Linked DNA regions of Homo sapiens: region 2 is linked to region 1. The links are chromatin contacts, found by Hi-C in ENCODE. All regions are on one chromosome and are shown on one strand. Each heading gives the region's core, a stretch centred on a gene start or an enhancer-like site at or near the end of the contact. The rest is flanking DNA. Distances are from core to core; before and after follow the strand shown.

Region 1 (3,421 bases), core at 375-2,874:
GCCGGCCACATCACAGCACAGGCGGCTCAGACCGCAGACCCAGGTGCTGCGGGGACCCTCCCCAGCCCCACAGGCTGCCATCTTCCCGCCAGGCGTGGAGTTTCCACAGCTGGAGGAGGACCAAGGTCCTCTCTGCCGAACACACTATTTCTAACATGGTCCCAAGTTTCCGTTCCCATATCAAAAGCGCCTCTTTTCTGCTGAGGCAGCAAGACCTGCCAACAAAACAAACCTCTGGGACCCACGTTTTCATAACACAACGCCTTGCCTTGACATGCACTACAGTGAATCACTGAGGTTTAATTGTATCGGCAGCTGGGCTGGTGGCAGGAATCCGTGTGAAAGTCAGACCGCGGGGCTCCGGCCAGTCCCCAAACACCAGTGTCCCTGCCTTCCCCCCCAGGCCCCTCCTCTGCTGATTGACAGCACCCCTTCTCTAGGCCCCCAAATGGAAAACCAGACAGGAGAGAAAGCCTGCCCAAGGAGAGTCTGTCTCCTCTCTTGAGAACAGTTCCTACAGGGGCGAGGGAACTGGTCACCCTGCGTGCCCTGCACCCGGTGACCCTAGGGCGGCCCACAGACCATCACCCAGGAGCTTGCTGGAAATGCAGAGTCTCGGGCTACTGCCCCTGAATGGCACTAGCCCCAGACCTCTGGGTGACCTGCATGCCCAGGTGGTTCAGGGCTGTCGGTGGGGGTCCTCCCGAGGTGGGGGGCTGGAGGAAACACACATCAGAAGGAAAAGGTGGAGGGGCTCCCATCCCTCTCCAAGCCAATCCTAAAATACAACTGACCTGAACCAGCCACATCTAGAGGCCGACCTGTGCCACGGAAGGAGCAGGCAGCTTCCCCTGTCCTGCCACCAGGTCCACAAGAATGGGGGGCAGGGCACATAAACAGGCTGCCGATCCCCTTGCCCAGACCCTGTAGAAGCCATCAGTCACTCGGGGTCTGGGAAGACAGAGGTCAGGGCGACCCTGCTGGAGGCCCCTCCCCTCCTCACAGGGTCCCTGCTCTCCACCTTCCAAGCCCCTGACAGGCCCTCTCAGCTTCTCCAAAGGTCCCTTAGACACCAGTGGCCACACCAGCCCTGCTAGTCCTTAAGAACCACATGAGTTATAACGATGTTCTTTTCACTTCAAACAACCCCATCTGACAGGAATCCCATCTGTGTGGGATCTTCCAGGGGCCCCTCCTCCACGGAGCCTTCCCTGGTTGGCCTCCACTGCAGCCGTCTCAGAGCACCTCTCCGTCGCCTCCAGACTCGCCCCGGAATTACCTGAGGACCCTGGGTCCTGCCAGAACCTGGCCTGGCGGTGAGTCACAGCCCTAAGTCCTAGCTGAAGTCCACGCCCCACCCGAGACCACCCACATGTGGCTGGCCAGTGAGCATTCTCAGGGTGTCCCAGATACCTACCGGGGGACCTGGAGTTCTCGAATATTCTAGGCAAGTGCCTGGGAAAAGACCCAGGAGAAAAGCCCCACAGGTCCTCACCGCTGGGGGGAGAATGACAGAAGAGGGGTGAGGGCAGGACCTCCGGAGCCCCCGCAGTAGGGTCCCCAGGCCTGCCTTGCCTGGGCTGGATCAGCCCTGGCCGGAGCAAGCTCCACCGTCTCCAAGGGGAAGCGGCCCTTGGTTACCACTGGCCTGGAGAACCAGAAGGCAAAACAAACACTGGAGGCCGCTCCCGGGCCCAGACTCGATCCTCACTGCTGGGAACAATTACAAGGTAATCGGCCGGGTTTTCCAGAGTCCTCCAGAATGGGGCCAGGGTGTCCACGCTCCTGTTCTGTGGCTGCTGCACCCTCCCCAAGACCCAAAGACCCCCTCATCCCATTCAGGAAAGCACAGCAGAGCAAGGCGGGAGCGCCCCCAGGAAGCTGGGGCGAAGGCAGAATCGTGGCCCACGCCACCCACGTTTCACAGCCACGAAGTCATATGGGGGAGGTGACGCCCCCTCAGACCTCAAAAGGCGGCACTGAAGACCCCAGCCCTGCCTGCAAGGCCAGACTCAAAGGTGAAGCCAGCACGATTCCCTTCCCAGACCCTTTTCCAGCTGTGACCAACTCTCTGGTTCCCAGGCAACTTGTCCTGAAATGAACAGAAACTCACCAGCAAAGAAGAAAGTATACTTCCTCCTGGGCGAGGCCGGAGCTGGCAAGAGAGTGGCCAGGGCAGCATCTGGCTGTGCCCCCTGTCCTCCCCAGCAAGTGCTGTCCTGGGTGGCCTTAGGTACACTGACCCCCACAAGTGCTGTCCTGGAGGGGCCTTAGGCGCAGCCAGGATAGCCTAGGCATGGATCCCCAACTGCCTCCTGTCACAGCACACCCAGAGCCCCCATACAGTCACGAACCTCCTCCCTGGGGACAGGGTCTCCCCTGGGCAGGGGCACCCCACAAAGGGGTCCTGGGGAGCCCACGGCCAGGGCCTTGGCTGTCTCCCAGGTCTCCATGAGCAGAAGCCTGAAGAAACGGGGTAGGGGAGAGCTGAGTGGCACCCCCCAACCGCCAACCTCCATGTCTCCAGGTCTGGGGGGAGGAGCGAGGGGACAGGGGACCTGCAGGGAGAGATGTTGGCCCCTCCCCCATCTGAGCACTCAATGTCTTCCAGGAACCAATTCAAACCTGCTCCCTCTTCCCTGCACCCCAGCTGAGGAGGTGGGGACATCTCCATCCCTGCCTTTTTTCAGAGACAGGCTGCTGACCTTGGCCAGAGCGTTGGCAGCAGACCCACGTCCCTTCCTCACCGGAAGAGCCACCAGGTCACTCTCTTAAGTTACCCCTCCCGCCCCTAAAGGTGCTCTTGGGTCTGTTTTTCCCCATGCTGATCTTCGGCTAGAGCAGCTGCCCTGGCTTCATGGGGCGTCCCAGGAGAGACAGAGACAGAGTGAGGGAGCAAGAGAACGAACGGAGGCAGGGAGCAGGGAGGTTCATCCTTACCAGCGGCTCTGCAGCCTCCACGGATATTGGCTCAGGGCCCCGGTGGCCAGGGAGTCCCCATCAGGAGGGTGGCCTGAGGCTCTGAGCGGATGCCACCCCCAGAGAGGCACCTAACTGGGGACCCCACCTCAGCAAGGCTGGAGGCGCTGCACTCACAGCTGAAGGGGAGAAAAGCCCGCAGAGGGCTGGGGTGCGAGGTTAGGGTGCACCCCTCCCCTACCCCCAGCCTCACCCTGTTCTCCCATCCCCCCAAAGAGGGCTTCCTGTCCCCAAACCATGGAGGCCTTAAAGTTAAAACGAGTGAACAATCTCACTGGCTAGGTGGGCAGGTGGCTGGCCAGGTGTGAGGTGCCTGCCCTGGCCACACTCCTCCCCTGAGTGTCAGGAGCCCTCTCCTCTTTCCCCCACTGAGCCCCCGTCCTTGGCCTCTTAGAGGGACTTCAGGGCCAACTCTTGTCCTCCACTCTGCCTTGGAGGGGGA
Region 2 (3,537 bases), core at 870-3,369, 37 kb before region 1:
TCCAAAGCGGTGTCTGGGCTGGGCTTCTGCCTCGGCCTGGGGGCTTCCCTCGGGGGAAACGGCATCCCCAGCTCATCCTTCCAGCAAGCTGGGGGTGGGGTTGCTCAGAAGGGCCCCCAGCGTCCAGGGACGGCTGCAGGAGACCCAGGAGGAGAAGCTGCTGGGCCACAAGGAGGGGTCTCTCCAGAAGGCATAGACGTGCCTCGGGATGCTTATCTTTCCCTCTTTCCCATAAACAAATTTTATTAGATTAAGACCTTGGGGCCGGGTGCGGTGGCTCACACCTGTAATCCCAGCACTTTGGGAGGCCAAGGCAGGCGGATTGCTTGAGGTCAGGAGTTCGAGACCAGCCTAGCCAACATGGCAAAACCCCATCTCTACTAATAATACAAATACTAGCCGGGCGTTGTGGCGGGCACCTGTAATTCCAGCTACTCAGGAGGACGCGGCACGAGAATCACTTGAACCCGGGAGGCAGAGTTTGCAGTGAGCTGAGATTGCGCCACTGCACTCCAGCCTGGGCAACAGAGTGAAATTGTGTCCCCCCAAAAAAACAAAAAAACCCTTGGGCAGTGTGGGCTTTGAAGCCTCCCAAGGCATTGCCCCATACACAGACCTCGTTTGATCTTTACAACGCCACAAGCTTGGCTGGAAGGTGTCATTATTCCCACTTGAAGGCAGGGGAAATTGAGGCTCCCTAGTCCAGGGTCCTGGGACCAGCAGTGGCTGGTGTCCTGAGTCCAAACCCCAGATCACCTGGGCCCTGGCCTGCATTTCTGTGCACTCCTGCAGCCTTCACCCCTGCAGCAGGCCAGCCTGGGAGCTTGCTAAGTTCCACCACCATTTCTGGGCTCTTCGGAGAGGGCGTCCTGCTCATGATCTCCTCTCTTTCTGATTCTCAGAAGGATTCAGAAGCAAAAAAAGGGAGCCGGGGCTGGGGCTGGGTAGTGCAGAAAGAGTTCCTTAGGGCTGCCAAAAACACAGGCTGGAGGGGTCTTCTTTGGCCCCAAAGGGAGGCAGGGTGCACGCCCCCTACACCCCGTCCTGCAGCCACTGGCTCGCTGCTCAGATCGGGGCCCTCTGAGGTGTCTCCTGCGAGGGAGAGCCAAATTCGAGCACATAAGCAGAGGATGTTTTCCTTCCTAGTGGACAAAACATTTCTGGCGCTTTCGGGAGGGGACTGAACACTCTGTCCACTTTGGCGAGTTCGGGATTCCTGGACGGACACAAGTGTGCTTTCACATGCAACAAGATTAATGACACAACCTCCTCCCTCCTGGGCCTTGCCCGCCCCACCTCCCGCCCCACCCCCTTCCCTGGTTACCCGCTTTGCTCCCGAGCAAATCTTCTAAGACGTCCATTCCAAGTGGCCTCAGGAAGTGAACACTGAGTCATGTGCCTCTCGCCACAGGCCTCCCCAGAGTGAGGAGGGGCTGAGAAACACCCTCCAACTCCAAGTGAACCCCTATAGTCTCTCTCGGAGAAATCCCACCGACCCTGACAGGGTGGGTCTGGCCTGGACACAGTGGCCTCCATCCACAGGTTGGTTCCACTGGTGCCTGCCTGGAGCTTCCCTGGTTCACCGGGATTTCCAGAAGATTGGGATACTTCCAGAAGTCCCTAGTTGAACTGGGACTGAGTTCCCAGCCCTGGTCCCCTGTGACCTTCCATGGTCCAATTAAAGAGGCTGGCATCAGCCAAAGTGAAATGAGTGGGAGGGACCGGGATGGAAGAACCTGCCAGTCTGTGCCACACCTCCCAGGCCACGCTCAAGGGGTTGGGGACGGTCCTGCTATGGAGGATCTGCTCCAAGGGGTGCCTCATTGCAAAGCTGTCTGTGAAATTTCTGCCTCTCCCAGAGGGTCCTGTAGGGAGCTCAGACAGAACATTCCAGAGCATTCTTAGGGTGCCTGAAGGATGTACTGAAATCAGGGCCCCATCACCACCTCAGGAAGGTGGGATGCTTCGGAAACCAGGCACCCCCCTCCGCTGCACTCGAGGCAGAATAGGCTCGGGCTGAGCAGGAGGGATCAGGCTGCCGAGCAAAGGCCTGTGGGCCAGTGCCAGGACCCTGAACCCGCCGGGGCAAGCTGAACTCTGGCGGGAGGCAGGCTGCTAACCAGTAAGCAAGTTGTAAAAACCCAATTCAGACACAACATCTGGCAGCTGCTTCAAATAGTTCTCTGTCTGAAGTTGGAGTCGCTCGCAGCCCTCCTGTAAATCAAACCGTGTGCACAGAGGAGACCTGTGCCGATCCGAGGCACCCTGGCTTGGCTGGGCCCCCGCCGAGCCCCCAGTCTCCCTGGCTCTTTAAATAGCCTGGGGTTCACATTCCATTTCCTTGTACGATGAATTCAGAGCAGGCCTGGCCGCAGAAGCTGCAGGGATGCAAGCTTCATCCGTCTGTCTCAGTGAAAGATGGGGGGAGGCGATGCTTGGCACTTGGGGCATGATGTCTTGAGCTCAGCCCCTATTTCCAATGACTCCTGGGCAATGCCCACCCTTCGCAGGGCCCAGGACCCACTCACTGTAGCCTGTCAGAGGAGAGATCAAGAGAGTCCAAGTCCTCTATCCAACAAGTTTCTGGTCTGAGCCTGGTCCTGTGGCTTCTTCTGGCCCTTGGTACTCATCTCTTAGAACATCGACCAATTAATTCTAGAGCAAATCTGGTCTCAGGGGACTGGCTGCAAGAGGCCAGGACAGGAGGCAGATGGCATGTCACGAATAAGGATGGGAGTCATGGCCTGTTGGGCAGCACCCACCATCGGCCTGGTGCTGAGCTCTTTTCTACCTGCTTGGTTTCATCGGTCTTCATGGCCACTCCAGGAGTGGGTACTATTACGCACTCTGCCCTGAAGGTGTGTGTGGAGGGTTGCATGGTGGCTCCCCTAGTCAGTGGCATGGGGGTAAGAAGAATTTACCAAGACAATTGTAGGTAAAGAAAGGCAAATTTATTAGAGAAAATATGGAAATACGTTGCAAGGGTGCAGATCAGCAAGAGAGATGTTGATTGCAATGAGACAAAGGCTTGCTGGGATTTTACAGGATGGTGCTTGTGCCATGTGCTGAAGAGGGCTTTGTGAAGTACTTACATGCCAAGGTTGCAGTGAGCTAACATGTGTTTTCCTATCAGCTGAGGGTCTGGTGATAGTTGGGCACGGGAAGATTGAGAGTTATTTGTGCAGGAGGGCGCTGTGTCCTGGACCATGAAGAAAGGCAGATTTACAGCTTATCTGCTTTCTCATCTTGCTTCCCCTTGGTCCCGCCAGCCTGACTCCTTTTCCCTAATTAGGACTCCACAGGTATGTCTTGTCCTAATCCTGAAAACTGTGAATGTGACCTTATTTGGGGAAAGGGTTTTAGCAGATGTCACTGATTTAAGAATCTTGAGATGAGATCATCCCGGATTATCTGGGTGGGCCCTAAATCCAATGACACGTGTTCTTACAAGACAGACAGAGGCACAGAGGGGAGGAGGCCATGAGAAGATAGAGGCAGAGATTGGAGCCATGCAGCCACAAGCCACAAGCCATGCAG

What was found. A loop is a pair of places that touch in the nucleus more often than their neighbours do. Pooled maps may share reads with other maps.
Region 2: a loop to region 1 is called in a map of posterior cingulate gyrus, with 2.8 times the contacts of the local background. The contact joins two enhancer-like sites. A Hi-C loop is called at or near these places in 3 of 168 maps with a recorded cell type or tissue (aorta, heart right ventricle and posterior cingulate gyrus) and 1 of 50 pooled maps.

Annotation. Positions count from the first base shown.
Region 1 is chr1:9,337,263-9,340,683 of GRCh38, reverse strand. All of the region lies in intron 1 of SPSB1 (splA/ryanodine receptor domain and SOCS box containing 1), which reads right to left. Among named protein-coding and RNA genes, the nearest start is that of SPSB1, 46 kb to the right of the region's middle. Within about 2 kb of position 1,624, at least 16 of the 41 ENCODE cell types and tissues checked have a DNase peak (open chromatin) inside an H3K27ac peak, as active enhancers do; they include heart right ventricle, where a contact is called at or near this core.
Region 2 is chr1:9,374,778-9,378,314 of GRCh38, reverse strand. No RefSeq gene overlaps it. Among named protein-coding and RNA genes, the nearest start is that of LINC02606, 52 kb to the left of the region's middle. Within about 2 kb of position 2,119, at least 16 of the 41 ENCODE cell types and tissues checked have a DNase peak (open chromatin) inside an H3K27ac peak, as active enhancers do; they include heart right ventricle, where a contact is called at or near this core.